Linked DNA regions of Mus musculus: region 1 is linked to region 2. Evidence: chromatin loops called from intact Hi-C (ENCODE). Cell type or tissue: heart. All regions are shown on one strand.

Region 1 (8,000 bases), 75 kb before region 2:
CCCATCTCCTGATCCACATAGATGGAATAGAAAGCAGCCTTTGTTGCTGTAGATGTGCGTGTGTCTGGCAGCCTTAAGCCCACCTGGGCACTTTTAGGGAAAAAAAAAAAAAAACAAAAAAAACCAACAAAAAAATAAATAAAAATAAAAGCAAAGAAAAGGCAGTGGCGCATATATTCTGTGGTCCAGGCTGTTTCTAGTCTATTGATGATGGATGCTTATATTAGTTTTTTTTTTTAACCCCCTTGTGCCCCTGATCTACCATTAGGGTGTGAGAGGTAGCCAGGAACCTTTGGTTTTATAAATGGTGACGAAATGACATCCTAAACAGAGTCTTTCTCCTGTAATTTAGCTGAGAGAATTCTTTTTCCCAACAGTGAAACAAGTGGGCCTCCTAGAAACTTTATTGCAGAGATGACTGGAGGCCATTGGTGTTTCCAGGAGAGCTAGCATGTTTCTACAAGTGTAGGACTGGATTGTGGATCTGCTATCTAACAATGTCATGGAAAAGTGGTATCTTAAAATTTTAGGACCGATTTCAGAAATAGTCAAAGGAGCAACAGAACATTCATTGTATTTTGGTCTTGAGAAATGCCTATAGTTTTCCAAATTATTCTTGTACAGTTTTATTTGTACAGTTCAGTGTAACCACCTATCATCTTGTTAACACTAGATTCTTCTGAGATTCAAAAAGAAAAATCACTGTCAGAGCTAGCCTTGCCTAGTGAGTCTGTGTCCACAGGCTGTAACAGGGTGGAAGAGCAACAGTAGGCAGCCCAGGGAGCAGCATGTGCTCACGGCATCATGTGGCAGTGGTGTGGGGTCTCTGCTCAGTGTGTTGATACAGAAAAGCTGTTTTTCCTTGTTTGCAGAAGTTGACCAGACAAAGCAAATGGAGGGGCACCTCTGTGTACCCTCTTCACCTAAGTGTTTATAACCAGCAGTACCCTGCTACAAGCCTTGGGTGCAGCCATCACTGGATTTTGATCGTCAGGCCAGCAGGATGGATGACATCTCATTGATAGTACCCAGATGTTGGTGGCTTTCTGAGTTGCCTGTTTACTGTTGATGCAATTGTTTTGATTTTTAACTAAATGCAAATACCTTCCTGCCTCATCCCAGAAAATGAAAAATAATGCTTTTGACACTGTTTCTAGAATTTTAAAGTTGAAAAATGATGATATAATCCAGAAATTGTTACTTCGGAGCATGACAATAGATTTCTTTAACAAAGACTCAAGATCAAATTTCTTACCTAAAAGTTTAGGTTAACTGTTGACTCCTCAAGGGTTTTGATCAATATCACCCAAACCTTTTCCACTTGACATGCTAGAATTTTGGTGTGTGTGTGTGTGTGTGTGTATTTGTTCACGAGCACAATAGCTCCCATGGGGGTCTGCACATGCAGGTGTCCACCAGCATAGCCTGCCTGAGATAGTGTCATTCCTGGTTCTGGGGAGAAGGGTGTGTGAAGGAGAATAAAGCAGCCCTTTGTCTTAAAGAAGACTAATGTTAATTGTTCTCAGAACTGGACGTTTTTTTTCCCCCCATCAAAATTAAAACTCTTTCTTTTGGATTTAATGAAGTATTGCTAACTGAAGCCAGTTTGACTTGTGAGAGAGGTTAGACTGACAGAAGGTGTGCAGCCTGATTTACAACCAAACCCTGAACCCTTTTGAAGAACAATAAAACATATTTTACATGCTTTTTGTGAATTTCTTCCCCACTCCTAAACAGTTCATGTTTGCTCTCCTTTCTCTGCTTGGCATTCTCAAGGTCTGATTTGTGTCCCATTATTAATGGATACGTTAGAGAGGTGAAGTGAGAGGTATTTAGTAAGTATGTACTTGACCAATCTCATTCTAAGGAATTCATTTTTGTTATAGGTTTGCATAATGTATTACAACTTAGATTTAAATAAACCTTTTTGGGGGAGTGGGGTGGGTTGGGGAGGGGAGGGGGCTTTGCAAGACAGGGTTTCTCTGTGTAGCTCTTTCTGTCCTGGAACTCACTTTGTAGACCAGGCTGGCCTCCAACTCAGAGATCCATCTTGCTCAGAGATCCATCTTGCTCAGCCTTCTCCTGAGTGTGGGATTAAATACCTGTGCTACCACTGCCCAGCTCTTTTTACACTTTTTTTTTTTTCTTTTCTTTTCTGGTTTTTCAAGACAGGGTTTCTCTGTGAGGTCTTTAAAGTGGAGAATTAGCTGCTTTAATGTATCATAGAATTTCTCTTTAGTCACTGGTAAACTAGATAAATTTAAGCAGGACTTCAACCTAAAGAAAACAAAGTTTTAGTGGGTACAATGAGAATTTTGGTTTCTTTAAGAACAAATGTGTCAGGAATGTTTAATCCCCTATGTGGGACTTGGAGCTGCTTTAGAGTGTCCGCAACAGCTGGTTGTGATTTGCTTCATGCTCCAGCAGGGGAGCAATTACACCAGCTGCAGGTGGTTTCTGCATGTGTTTGACATTCGCAGTTCTAGGGACTCTTTGAAAGGATATATATGGTAGATCCAATCAACCACTTTTGCTATTTGTCAAGTGGTTGTGGGTAAAGAAATGAAAAGAAATTGGATATCCTGACTGGAACAAACTTGCACCAAGGAACTTGGTGCCTCAATGCCCTCTTTTCCCTAGTGTTAGGGGCTTGGAAGGTAGAGTTGGGGGTGGAGGGAGAAGGGTGATAATGAAAGGAATCCACCAGGCAGTGGTGGCGCATGCCTTTAATCCCAGCACTTGGGAGGCAGAGGCAGGTACATTTCTGAGTTTGAGGCCAGCCAGGGCTACAAAGAGAAACCTGTCTCGAAAAACCAAAAAAAAAAAAAAAAAAAAAACCAAAACAAAAACCATAAAGTAGCCAAAAGTCTGGCTACAGATAGAGACTGGGTGTGATGCTAGCCTAAGTACTTTGGTCCTGTCTAGGTTAGACAGGACCAGGGAGTTCAAAGCTACCCTGGGCTTTATGGCAAGAGCCAGTCCATCTTGGTGAGCAGTTACAACGGACAGCTTTGTGCTGTGCTACTTAGGCGCCGTGGGTCACATTGCTTGGTTTTAACCTTGTGCCTTGCATTAGCCCTCTTAACTTCTGTGGTTGGTTATGATCATTACTCTTGGCTCTAAATGGCATGCTTTGTCTTTTCACTCTGGCTGAACTTGGTTTTGGTTCAGCTCCTCTGATATTGTGTATCTGACCATGCCGATGCATCTAAAGTTTCATGGCCTTGTGTCAACCTTAGTGCTCTTTCCAACTTGCCACATCTGCCTCATTTAGCTCTTTTTCTTTGGGGGTTCTTACTTCTTTAATGCCTTCCTTACTTTAGTTCTAATTGGTTTTTAAACCCAGAAACAAGGAACCTGGAAAACAGCTCAGCGGGTAAAAAGGCTGAGCTCATCCCTGGAGCCCGTGCTTGAGAGAGAGAGCTGGATGCTACGGATAGTTGTCATCCCAGCACTCCTGAGGAGAGAGAGCGAGCAGAGCCAGCTTGTGATAGTGCTGGATGGTCTCAACAATGACAGCTGAAAGCTGTCCTCTCACTGTCACAGTGTGCCCTGGCCAGTGTGTCCCAGCGCTCACACCAAAGCTTTGAAAGAAGCTTGCCAGGTTACACCTTACCCAGCCATCTCTGGTGGGCACGCAATGCCACTGTCTTAGTTACTACTACCAACATACCCAGTGTAAAGGGTCCCATTCTATAGTATTTCTAAGATTTAGAAAAGAAAAATTTGATGTGTGTGTGCCACATGTGTGCAGGTATCCATGGAAACCAAGAGACAGAATTGGATCCCCTGGAACTACTGCTGAAGAAACGTGGGCCCTCTGCAGAACCTGCAAAAGCACTCACACCGCCAACCAACTCTCCAGCCACCTCCCTTTTATTTTTTTAATTTTAAGGCAAGCATTTCCATCTTCTTAAATCTCATCCCTTATTTGATTAAAGGTTCAAATTTAAGTGCCTTTTTCTGATACCCTTTTCATTAACTTTTCTACATAATTCCCACCAACTTATAAACATACTATTTATTGCATGATAAGAGTCAGAGCTGAGGCTGGCAAGATGGCTCAGTGGTTAAGAGCGCCGACTGCTCTTTCGAAGGTCCAGAGTTCAAATCTCAGCAACCACGTGGTGGCTCACAACTATCCGTAACGAAATCTGATGCCCTCTTTTGGAGTGTCTGAAGACAGCTACAGTGTACTTACATATAATAAATCTTTAAAAAAAAAAAGCTGGAGTTGGTGGTATAAACCTTTAATCTTGGCATTATTTGGATAGCAGAGGTCGGAAGATCACTTGAGTTTAAGACCACCCTGGTCTGTGAAGTGAGTTCCAAGGTAGCCATGGCTTTGTAGAGAGAACCTGTCTTTATTTGGTTTGAGGAGTTGGCAAGATGGCCACCATGCCTGAGTTTGATCCTTGGAGCCTGTGCTGTAACACACAAGTGTGTACACATACAAAAGACAAATCGTTTTGATTTCACATCTACCTTGTTCTGACACAGAAACACACCCTGTACTGGGAATTGAACACTACAGTTAAATTTCTCTTTAATTTACAGTAAAACTAAACTTACATTCTCCTTTGAGTCTGTTCCAGCATAGATTGTTTTGTGGTTTGGGTTTTTTATTTTTGAAACAGGGTCTCTATAGGCTGGTCTATAACTTCTTATGTAGACCAGACGTCTTATTTGGGATTTTTATCCTCCGGCCCCTTTTAAGTGCTGGATTTCAGGCATGCACTGCCCTCTCTGTCTCCCAGTGAGAATTTTTATTTCATTGGGATTACTCCTATAAAGACCACCAGAAGTTCTGTTGCACTTAGTTTAGTGGTGGGTTCTCCTAGTGTTGGATTTGTCTACCTGGTGGGATTGATGCCACTGAAGTCTTCATTGAGCTGGGCAGTTGTGCTGCATGCCTTTCATCCCAGCACCCAGAAGACACAGGCAGGCAGCAGATCTCTTCGAGTTTGAGAACAGCCTGGTTTACAACAGCCAGGGCCTCAACACAGAAACAAACAAGCATTGTGACTTAATAATGGTTCCTCAGATGCGTGCAGCTAAAGTTCCTGGGCCTGACATGATGAGTGGGCTTCATGTGAATAGCAGTGCTGAAATAGGCATTTCCTAGGTGAACTGGCAGACTGATGGAAGTTCTTCAGAGAGCCTTTCCTGGGTTTAATGTTGCTGGCTTCGCAGATGGATGAAGGGCGGGCCCCCAAGCTAGCACTGTAGGTAGTATGGGGGACCCACAGAAGGCAAGGAAAGATTCCCCACAGCCAAGAAGGAACAGGTGCCGCAACACCTGGGTCTTATCTCCATGTGGATCTAAGGCACTACGGCCTGGGAACATCTGCCCTGGTGATAATATTGGGATTACAGGTGTGTGCCAGCACACTTTGCCCCCCCCCCCCCAATGTGGTCTCCCTCTGTAGCTTGCTCTACTTTGTAGGCAAGGCTAGCCTTGAACTCACAGAGATCCACCTGTTTCTGCCTCCCGAATGTTAGGATTAATGGTGTGTGCCATCACATCTGGCTTTAAACCTTAATTTTTAAAATTACATTTAATTTGTGTATGTGTTTGTGGGTACCCCACAGCATTTGTGTGGAGGTTAGAGAACAGCTTGCAGGAATTGGTTCCTCCACTTTTGAGTCCCAGGAAGTGAGGTTGGATTGTAGGCTGATGCCAAGCCACTCTATCTGCTGAACCATCTTGCCAGCTTTTTATTTTTTATTTTTATTATACATAAGTTACACTGTAGTTGACTTCAGATGCACCAGAAGAGGGCATCAGATCTCTTTATGGGTGGTTGCTAGCATTCGAACTCAGGACCTTCAGAAGAGTGCTCTTACCCGCTGAGTCATCTCACCAGCCCATCTTGGCAGCTCTTAAGTTTTCCTTTTTTTTTTTTTCTAGTTACGTAACCAAAAGAAAACAAAAACCTAGGTTGGCCTAGGACTCCCAGTGGTCCTGTCTCTCCACACCCAGCTGTGGGGCTCATGGTGGCACACACTTGTAGCTAGCATTTGGATGGCTGAGGCAGGAGGACCTAGGCTACATAGGGAGTCCATGTATCAAAACCCCAAGGGATTAAACACAGCTTGTTGAGTGCTGTGACAACCTCCTGTGAGTGAGTGCGGTGTGCCTGCTACGTGTTTACCCACTATCCTAGCCACTGAGGATACCAGGGGAGGGAACATGACAAACTGGCAAGAAATTATTAAGGGGTAGGAGAAGAACATTTCTTTTCAGTTAAACATCAGTGCAATAAGAGAACGTGAGGAAGAGCATAGGAATTAGTGATTAATACAGTCAGACGGAATGGCCATGAGACCGAGGAAGATGAAGGAACCCGCTATATGCTGAGATATATGAAGATGGTACCAGTATTTCCCAAGGAGTTTGTGTAAACTTGAAAAACTGCTTGGTGTGGGTTGGCACAGCAGTGCAGATCCTGAATATGGTAAGGAAGGCAAGCAAATTTAGTGAGGTTGGGAAGGTAGGTTGGTGATGCTAAGGCAGGGATCTCAGTAAATGGGCAGTGTACTCTCACAGGGACAGCCTTAGCCATGTGCTTTGTTCAAGAGATCAATGTCTCAGCACCAGCAATATCTTGTTTCGTCTTTGAGACAAGGTCTTACATCTAGCCCAGGCTGGCTTTGAACTGGCTAAGAATAGTTGAGGATGACCTTGAATCCCTGATCTTCCTGCCACCGCCTCCTGAGTGCTGGGGGTGGTGGTGACACGTTTGTACCACTAGTTTTTGAGACAGGATTATGCCTACTTTGGCCTGGAATTCCCACCACCTGCCTCAGCCTCCAGAGTGCTGGGATCACAGCATCAGAATGACACCCAGCCCACACAAGTCATCTGAGTCAGAGCCTCTAACTGTAGATTGCCGCTTTCTGCAGAGCAGAGGCACGGAAGGTCAGTCAGTGATCAGCCGTTGCAAGATCAGGTCTTTGTGCAAAAGGTTATGTAAGAGTCCTCTTGAGTTAGAGGCTGTGTGTTTAAAGGGTGACTGACTCGTACTGTGCATGTGGGATGTGTCATCCGAGTGGAGGAGAATGAACAAGAAAAGGTAGAAGCTGAGGAATCCTAATGGCTAGTGATGGGCTGCCGTGGCGCAGGACAGAAGTTTCAGGCCTTAAGGAAGGGAGCGAGAGATGACTAAGACAGACTTCCTTCTGCACCATTGTGCAGATCAGTGTGAAAGGTCAGCAGTATATTCTCAGTCAGCAGTTCAAGGAGATAGCTGGGATGTTTGGCCATGGACCGGGGGTGGGGTGGGGTGGAGTGGTGGTGAGCCCTTCCCACGCCCACCTATCATCCTCTCCACAGCTCACGCAGACTGAAAGCAATTAGAATACTTCAGGCTTGGCAGCTTTGCCATCTGCCCTGCAGAAGAGCCACTGGCAGGTGTAGCACACAGTGGCACTGGTTAAGTCACTTGTGTCTGCTTGGTTGTTTTGAAGATAGGGATTCGGAAAGATGGAGTAGCAAGGGTCTAACAGTACCCATATCTGTCTAGTTCCCTTGTGCTCCGGGTTGTGCCTGATTAGATTTAGTCTTCACCGGCCTCACCGCCAGTCCCATTTTTAAATGATAAACTACAGCGTAAACTGACTCTAAAATTGGCCCTTGACTGCCCAGCTTCCTAGGCTGGGAAGATGTTTGTTAATGATTTCTTAGGTGTGGCATCACGCAAAGGGGTCCTTGTTAATTGAGCTGTGTCGTTACATTAAATGCAGGGGCAGGAGAAGGGTTAGCATGCAGGTGCACGTGTGTGTGTATAGTGAGTCTGCCTCGTCAGTGACTTTAACTTGTGTAAACCGTGTGTAATGGGCCTTGCCAGTAACAAAGCAGGGTATCTGAGCCGAGTGGTTTATAGTTTATAATTGGCTTCTTATTACTGTTGGCTGCCTTTCCTACACATCGAGTATTACTCTAGGATTGGTATTTGATTTAAGAAATTTTCAAATTGATTTTATCTCAGTGCATTAAT
Region 2 (8,000 bases):
AAGGTGACCTTGAATGTCTAAGCCTCCTGCCCCCCCCCCCCCCCGAGTGTTGGCTTTGCAAGCCTGGATCACCATCACCAATTTACCTCGTGCAGGAGAACAAACTCAAAGCATCAGGCATGCTAGGCAAATACTGTGTCAACTGAGCTATCCCTCCAATCCCCAAACTGGATTATTTTCAACACAAAATAAAGTACTATTGAATTACGTTTCATAGATAAAGCATCTCCAAGCCCACACTGAGATGAACCCCTGAATGATGTAATCAAGGAATTGGGACAGAACTCGCCTGTGACATTCCAAATGACAGATGAAGTTTTTGCATCTGTGAGGAAGTGGGACTCAGATCCCCACCCCCCATGTGGAAGACTGTGCTTGCACCATGACCTCCCCTCTCCATCATAGTTCACAGTGGGGAGGGGGAGGGAGAAGAACCTGTTTACAGGAGAAAGCTGACCAGGTTATCCAAGTCAGCACCAACAGTGACGTCCTACGTGTCCACTGGCAGCCTTGGTCAGTGTGCCAGCAGTACTTAGCCATCTTGGAAAAGGGCCACCTGTTCCCTGCACGTGCGCGCACATACACACAGTCACCAGCAGCAGTCACATCCTCTGATGGTTGTAGCTGTCAATGCCCTTGTGGGATGAGGACCATAAACCCCTGGCTGTGAACCCAGAGGACTCAGAGGTGTAGCCATGTGTGTGACATCGTCAAAGGTCGAGGACAGTGTCATCTAGTGATTTGTAGTTGTGGGATTGAAACCTTCCCGTGGCAGCAGGTGTGACCCTGAGTGTACAACTGTGTCTACAAGAGTCCCCAAAGGGTTAGAAGGACAGTGCCACTTGTTAACCTCAGAAGCTCCTGGGTACAGTTGTGTCCGGTCATGCATGTATGGAGCCCTGTGTCTGATCCTCAGCCCTGTGGACTGAGCCTTGGGACACAGAGCCTCTGGCTGGAAGCTCCCAGGGTCTGTTCTTTGGTTTTCTAGTTCGTGAGTTTGGCCACTATGAACACATCCGTCATCAAGTGCAGGAGCCTGGGACCATGCCAGTCCCACTCTCACCCCTGCTTGCTTCCTGTGGAGGTCGGATTAAGAACGATCCCCAGAGACTCATAGATGTGTGGCCTTGTTGGAGGAAGTATGGCACTTGGGTTAGGCTTTGAGGTTTCAAAAGCTCACACTCAGGCCCTGGCTCAGACCCAGGCTCAGTCTCTCTGTGTCTGTGTATCATGATGCAGCTCTCAGTTCCAGTGCAGTGCGTGCTGCAATGCTCCCTGCTGTGATGACAAGGATGATGGACTAGACCTCTGAAACCACGAGCAAGCCTTCAGTTGGGTTGCCTTGGTTATGACATCTCTTCACAGCAATACAATGTGTGCTAAGACACCTCTTTTTTGGGTGCGAATTTTGTCCTGTTTCCTGGAGGCCATCTGTTTGCTTCTTTCTTGTTCCGTTCTCTACCAAGCCTTTAGCTTGCTTCCATCTGTGGCCCCCATTTTTACACACTCCCTCAGTTCCTCTGATGGTCCAGCCTTCCAGCCCTGCCCAGCCACTTCTCCTACAGCCTCCGATAACTCATTGGAAACATAAAATTTATTTCTACTTCTGTAAGCCGGGCAGTGGTAGCGCTCACCTTAAATCCCAGCACTTGGGAGGCAGAGGCAGGCAGATCTCTCTGAGTTCTACTTTTAAATTTAAAAGAAATACAGCAAAAAAAAAAAAGCAAGATGTGTTTATGACAGGAGAGAGGGAAGTAGAAAGAGGGGGTTGTGGGGGAAGGAGAGAGAGAGAGGAAGAGAGAGAGAGAGAGGAAGAGAGAGAGAGAGAGAGGAAGAGAGAGAGACACACACATCACCTACAGTAGATACTGTATAAGCCTGAGGATCCTGGATGTTGCAGATGTACACTTACTGCTGATAGAGAGCAAATTGGCACAGCCCCTTGGGAGCATAGCTGGGTTTCAGGAGAGTAGAGCACTCCTCATTTCTCTGGCAGTTACCTATGGTGCCAGGGTCACCCTCCCTCAGCTCCCTCTAGTTTATGCAGCTAAGAGCATGTGCTGTTCATTCAGAGGACCTGAGTTCAATTCCCGGCACCCATGTCTGGTGGTTCCCACCTGCCCATAATTCCAGCTTCAGAGGATCTGGCGTTCTTATGGCTTCTGGAGGCACGCACACTCATACATACATTCACAGGTACACACACAAATACAGATACACAAACACACAGACACAGATACACAAACACAAACATACATATACACATGGTATGTGCACACACAGACACAAAGACACATATCTCAAAATAAAGCAAGAAAAAAAAAACCTTTTCTTTTAAGACAAGGTTTCCCTGTCCTAGAACTCATTCTATAGAACAGGCGGGCTTTGAACTCACAGAGATCCGCTTGCCTCTGCCTCTGGAGGGCTGGGGTCAGAGGTGTGGGCCAACACTGCCCAGCAGAAATAATGTGAATCTTAACAAAAGTAAAAGAGAAGAAAAAAAAGAAATTTAATCCCAGTACTGAGGAAGCAGAGGTAGGTAGGTAGGTCTTTGTGAGTTTAAGAACAGCCTGGTCTACACACTGAGTTTAGGACAATCAGAGCTGCATAGAGACACTCGTCTCAAAACAAACAAACAAACAAACAAACAAATTTTCTATCATATATATTAATTGTGGAACAAGGAAAATACAGAAAGCAAAGGCAGAATGTTAGGAGGAGCCGGCTGCATTGTTTTTCTGTTTGACGTTGTAGAACGCCACTTTGAAAAAGCCTTTGAAAATACTACCTCTCTCCATCTTAACACTCTTAAAATAGCAAGTTGGCCGTGGCCAAATCCGGAAAACACTCTACCCGTGGTGAAGGTTAATGTCACTGGGAGCTGTCACCTGCCCCAGTAGGACGTGACAGAAGACACTTCCCCTCAGTGGCACTCTGAAGAAGGCCGAATGCGGGAGGAAGCCATTAGAGAAACCCCAGCTGATAAGCACTGTGCAAGAGGAGTACGGTCCCCCTCAACAACTGTTCAAGGCTGTGAGAAACAAGGAGTGACAAGGACACCTTAGAACAGGAGATGGCAGAGCCAAGGACACTCCAGTGCCCAAGCTGGAGCCTGGGACCCAAAGGTCACAGGGGATTCAGAGCTTAGCAGACAGCCCTGTGGCCGGCTGCTGAGCTGTAGGGAGTGTTCCTTGATAACACACAGAGCAAATAAGCAGGAGAGCAGGCGAGGCATGCACGGAGATTCTAGAAATATATACATTTGCACCTTTATTTCTTCCCAAGCTGGAAATTACGCTGAAATAAATAAGCTTTTAAGACAAACATTATCCTTGAGTTCCATACTTTAAAAAAAAAAGTATTTTTCGAATGCTTCTTAAAAAGTGGTTTTGAAATATCTAAAGCAGGAATTTAGACACATAAATCCACAATAGTAATGTGAGATTTAAAAATACCCCACGGACATGGGGTATTTTTAACACATGACTGATATTTAAAAATACCCACTGAGGGCCTGGAGATGTGGCTCAATGGGCAGAGTGGTTACCCACCATGCCCGAAACCCTAGCTCCATCCCTAGCATGGCATAAACCACTGTGGTAGTCCACACCTGTGATCCCAGCACCCTGGAAGTGAGAAGATTAAGGCTCCCATTGGTTACTTACTGATTTCTAGGCCAGTCTGAGATTCATGAGGCCAAATCAAATCAAAATTCATAAGAGAGAGAAAGCAATTGACATATTAATTAGATGAAAGATATTTTCAAATATTGCTTCCATTCTCCCATTCCAGTGTGCCTTCCTGCTCTCTTGGGAAGAGGTGAGGTGGAAGTGGCTTCCCAGAATCCCTTGCAACTGGTATTTTATTTGTTGTATCTATTTAATTCGGGGCAGGGTCTTATACACCCAGGCTGGCCTCTGAATTCAAAGGCAGAGGGTGGTGCTGGGCAGACTTCACATTTTACTTTGCTTCTCTCTCTCTCTCTCTCTCTCTCTCTCTCTCTCTCTCTCTCTCTCTCTCTCTCTCTCTGTCTCTCTCTCTTTCCCTTCCTTCTCCCTCCTCCTCCTATTTATTTATTTATTTATTTATTTATTTATTTATTTATTTATTTGTCGTTTTTTTTTTGAGACAGGGTTTCTCTTGTATAGCCCTGGCTGTTCTGGAACTCACTTTGTAGACGAGGCTGGCCTGGAACTCAGAAATCCGCTTGCCTCTGCCTCCCGAGTGCTGGGATTAAAGGTATGGGCCACCATGCCCAATACATTCAATTTTTAAAAATTAAAAAATATTCAAAAACTAAAAACTGGGTGGAGGGGGGAAAGAATAGTAAATAAAGTCACCACATGTGGGATCAATAACTAATTAATCATAAATTATAATATATATAATCAACAACTAATTATACTATTAACAATAAATATAAATAATTAATAGATTAATGGATTATTAAGTGCCATATCACTTGGTTTTTAAATTTTAAGAGCCAAGTGATATGTGCATGGGAGTGTCACCCATAGCTATGAAATCAGGCAAACAAAATCGACCACAAAGAAAAACCCCAAAGTTCCACAGAGTAGAGGGTTGAGAAATGAGAGGAAGTTTAAACTTTTCTATTTCTTGACGTTCTATTCGACTAGAAGGCACATGTGTGTCTAGATATATTGTATGCCAGACAATATTAAAATATCTAATTAGGAAAAATAATCAGATTTGAGTTTAACAATCCCCAGGGGTTTCAGACACCTCCTCCACTCTGTTTACAATCTTAGGCAGCTTTCGGCATCCGGGGGGTCTGCGATTCCTTTGCCCACGCACCCCGCACCCCGCCCGGTCGCGTGGAGGCAGAATGATTGGCACCTCCTCCCAGAAGCCCTCGGCAGGGAGCGAGCGCCTCCTGCTGGACAAGAACGCCAGCACCCCTAGGGAGCCGTTGCTGGGCACCACCAGGTCCTGCCTCCCACCCCTTGGATCCAGGACCATCTTCTCCGCATCACGTGCTTCTTCCCTCAACCCCCCCCCCCGGCCCCCCAGGAGTAGAAGGAGAAGGAGCTGTAGCAGCTCAGATGTAAGCGGTTGGAGCTTTAGGTCGGAGGTCCTAGTGCGTTCAGGGACTGGCTTGATTCAGAGTCCTGTTTATAGGAGTGGGGTATAGATAGGGCTGAGATTTCTGCTCCGTGTGGAGCTGGCTTTTGCATTTCTGGGAGAATCTCCTCTTTTCTGCTCTCTGTGTGCTTTTGGGCAGTCTCTGAACCAGCTAGGGTGAAGCGAGATACCTCATTTCACAGTGTCACTGATAAGTAGTGACTTTTACCCTTTTTCATTTAAGCAGAAAGCTTAAAGGGTAAAAAAGCTCTTGGGAAGCTCAGAGGAGTGGCCCTATCTGGATAGCTTCCCTTCTGCAGACTAGTGCGAGGAGTGGGGGTCGGGGGAGGGAGCATGTCTAGGAGGTGAGTTGGCAAGCCGGGGAGGACTACCCAGTCAGGCTTTCCCTGAGACCTCCCTCTTTTCCACATAGGCCTGTTGACAAGTTTTTAGCCAGGGCTGGTGGACAGAGGACATTGTCTAGGTTCCAGGACTCTCTGTGTGACTTCTTGGCTACTGGAAGCTCCAGAAGTCTTTGTGGTACATCACTGGACTTCCCAGATAGAGTACTGGTCTGTACAGAGGGGCCAGCAGGAATGGAAGAGGCCAGCAGCCCCAGCTTTAGACAAGCCACCACTGTCGAAGGAATGGTTTCCCCAGAGGATCCTACACTCAGCAAAGAGGGGCTCAGTGCAAAGGGCCCGCCCCCATCTCCAGTCCTGCCCCCTTTCCGAAGGAAATGCAGGAAGTGTGGAATCTGTCCCCAGGAGGAGGAAAAGTCAGGTTTTTCCCTGAGGTTTGGTCAAAGACCAGATGGGGACCCTCCCGAGTGTGCTTCTCCAGAGGCCTTTGCAGGTCCCCCAAGGCTTCTTTCTTCTAAGGACACTGAGCCTGGAGAGCCAGGTGGAAGTTGGGTGGAATGTGCTGTAGAAACCGAGGTTGAAAACATGCTCTTTTCTAAGGATGGGGTTGCGCCAGACAGCCTTGATCACCTTTTTGAATTCCCAGGGCTCTTTGGAGGCGAGCCCCTTAGTCTGGTCACCCAGGAGCCTCTTCAGAGTCCAGCACTGTACCCAGAGGTGCTGACTGAGGATTCTACAGATCAGCAGGAAGTACAGCCCGCGTTTGTGGTTGGCAGCCCTGGCACTCCACCTGACCCGGTGGGGCCAGAGGACAAGGCCCAGTCAGGGTCCAGGATGGAGCTGGAACAAGGACTTTCTGCCCCAGCCAATTCCTGTGCTAGCTCCCCAGAGCCCTTGGGTGGGCTCGATGGTGCACCCCTAGAGCAGAGAAGACCTACACATGTGAAGAAGCGGCCTTGGACAAGTCCAGATGACTCAAGCCAGGATCACGCAGAGGGAGCCAGTAAAAAGGATTTTCCCAGACTGGTAAGTTGAAGCTGATAGTTTAGGGTAGGATGGCTGGGTGTGGCACTTAACAGAAGTAAACTCCAGTGTCTCTTATTGAGCGTCTTCTCTCGGACTTGTTCTGTTTGGTTTGTTGGGGACTGAACCCAGGGCCTCACACACGCTAAACAGACACTCTATGACTAAACCGCATCCCCCAAGCCCCTTTTATTTTGATATGGGGTTCTCACTAAGTTGCCTAGGCTGGCTTTGAACTCACTGTAGCCTACAGTAGCTTTGAACTTTTGACTCTAGTGCTTCAGGTTCTCAGTCTCTGGGATTACAGGTGTGTGGCTTACTAAGCCCAGCTTCCCAGATTCTATACATTGAAATTCTAGAGTCAGGAAAGGAAAAAAATAAACGACATTACTGAGTTCCTGTGAGGGCCCATTATCTGTTAGAGGCAGCAAGTCCTGGGTTCAAATCCTGCTCTAGCCTACTTCCTGGAGGAATTGCCTCCCACTATTCTTTAATAACTTTTCTCTCATTCAATAAGATTAATAATATATATAATAAGCTGGGTAAGATGGCAAATGCCTTTGATTCCAGCATTCTGGAGGCAGAAGCAGGTCAAAGGTAGGTCTCTATGCATTTGCGGTCACCCTGGTCTACAAAGTGAGTTCCAGGCCAACCAGGACTACCTGGTGAGACCCTGTCTGAAATAAAAAGGATATACACACCCCTCTTTAATGGGATAATGAGATAGGACATAAAATAAAGTGTCTAGCTCAAGATGGGAGGTAAGTCACTCCACTTCCATTATGTTTGCTTTTTTTTTTTTTTTTTTTGGTTTTTCGAGACAGGGTTTCTCTGTATAGCCCTGGCTGTCCTGGAACTCACTTTGTAGACCAGGCTGGCCTCGAACTCAGAAATCCGCCTGCCTCTGCCACCTGAGTGATGTTTGCTTTTTTTATAGTGTTAGTAATAGTCCCTCAAGACAAGAATTAGCCCACTTTACCAGATGGGGAAACTGAGGCTCGGGGGAATTAACAGACCTCTCCAAGTTCACACAGGGATGGAGTCGGGGCTTCCATCCTTCCGTGTTCTCTCTTGTCACTGTTTCTCTCTGCATTCGTTGTCTGTTTAATTATGATATGAATTTTGTTAATAACCATATCTAATGTCTACAAGCCAGGGGTGGAAGATAGTACTTATTTTTCCCATATAACCGATTGCTTTTATATTTATTGAACGTGTATTATGTGCTAGATGCTTTTGATATAATTATATGAAGCAAAGAAAAGGAAGTGACAGTGGGAACCAAACCCAGGAAGTTTGTCTTGTGTGCTTGCGCATTCAATGTCATCGGCTAAGCTTGTTCAACATGCCAGGTGCTGAGTGTGTTATCTGAGATCTTTGTACAACTTCTGAGGTAAACACTGATGATATATACCCATTGCACTGATTTGGTCACAGAGGCTCCAAGAGATAAAATGACCAGTCAGGGTCAAAGAGCTCATTAGTAACACTGAGACAGGAGGCAATGAGCTGCCTATGTGTTTATCCTTGTTT

Evidence for each region. Hi-C counts contacts between places; a loop is a spot of excess contacts. Peaks named below come from ENCODE experiments on the same cell type or tissue, not always from the same donor. Only the 100,000 strongest peaks of a DNase experiment are listed, where the experiment ranks them.
Region 1: a loop joins it to region 2, with 2.6 times the contacts of the local background. A loop is called at or near these places in 23 of 42 quality-filtered maps.

What each region holds. Positions count from the first base shown.
Region 1 is chr4:129,848,274-129,856,273 of GRCm38, forward strand. It overlaps Ptp4a2 (protein tyrosine phosphatase 4a2), which reads left to right. Exons shown (of 6, transcript NM_008974.4): 6 at 1-1,730. It overlaps 1700108I11Rik (a long non-coding RNA gene), which reads right to left and starts at 4,958. Exons shown (of 2, transcript XR_868199.3): 1 at 4,858-4,958; 2 at 4,230-4,427. In heart, a CTCF peak has its summit at 2,436; no DNase peak of the experiment used is centred here; H3K27ac peaks cover 1,482 bases.
Region 2 is chr4:129,923,734-129,931,733 of GRCm38, forward strand. Spocd1 reads left to right here and starts at 5,034. Exons shown (of 15, transcript XM_017320505.1): 1 at 5,034-5,065; 2 at 5,516-6,470. The coding sequence starts at 5,064. In heart, no CTCF peak of the experiment used is centred here; DNase peaks (open chromatin) are centred at 2,928 and 4,898; H3K4me3 peaks cover 796 bases; H3K27ac peaks cover 5,612 bases.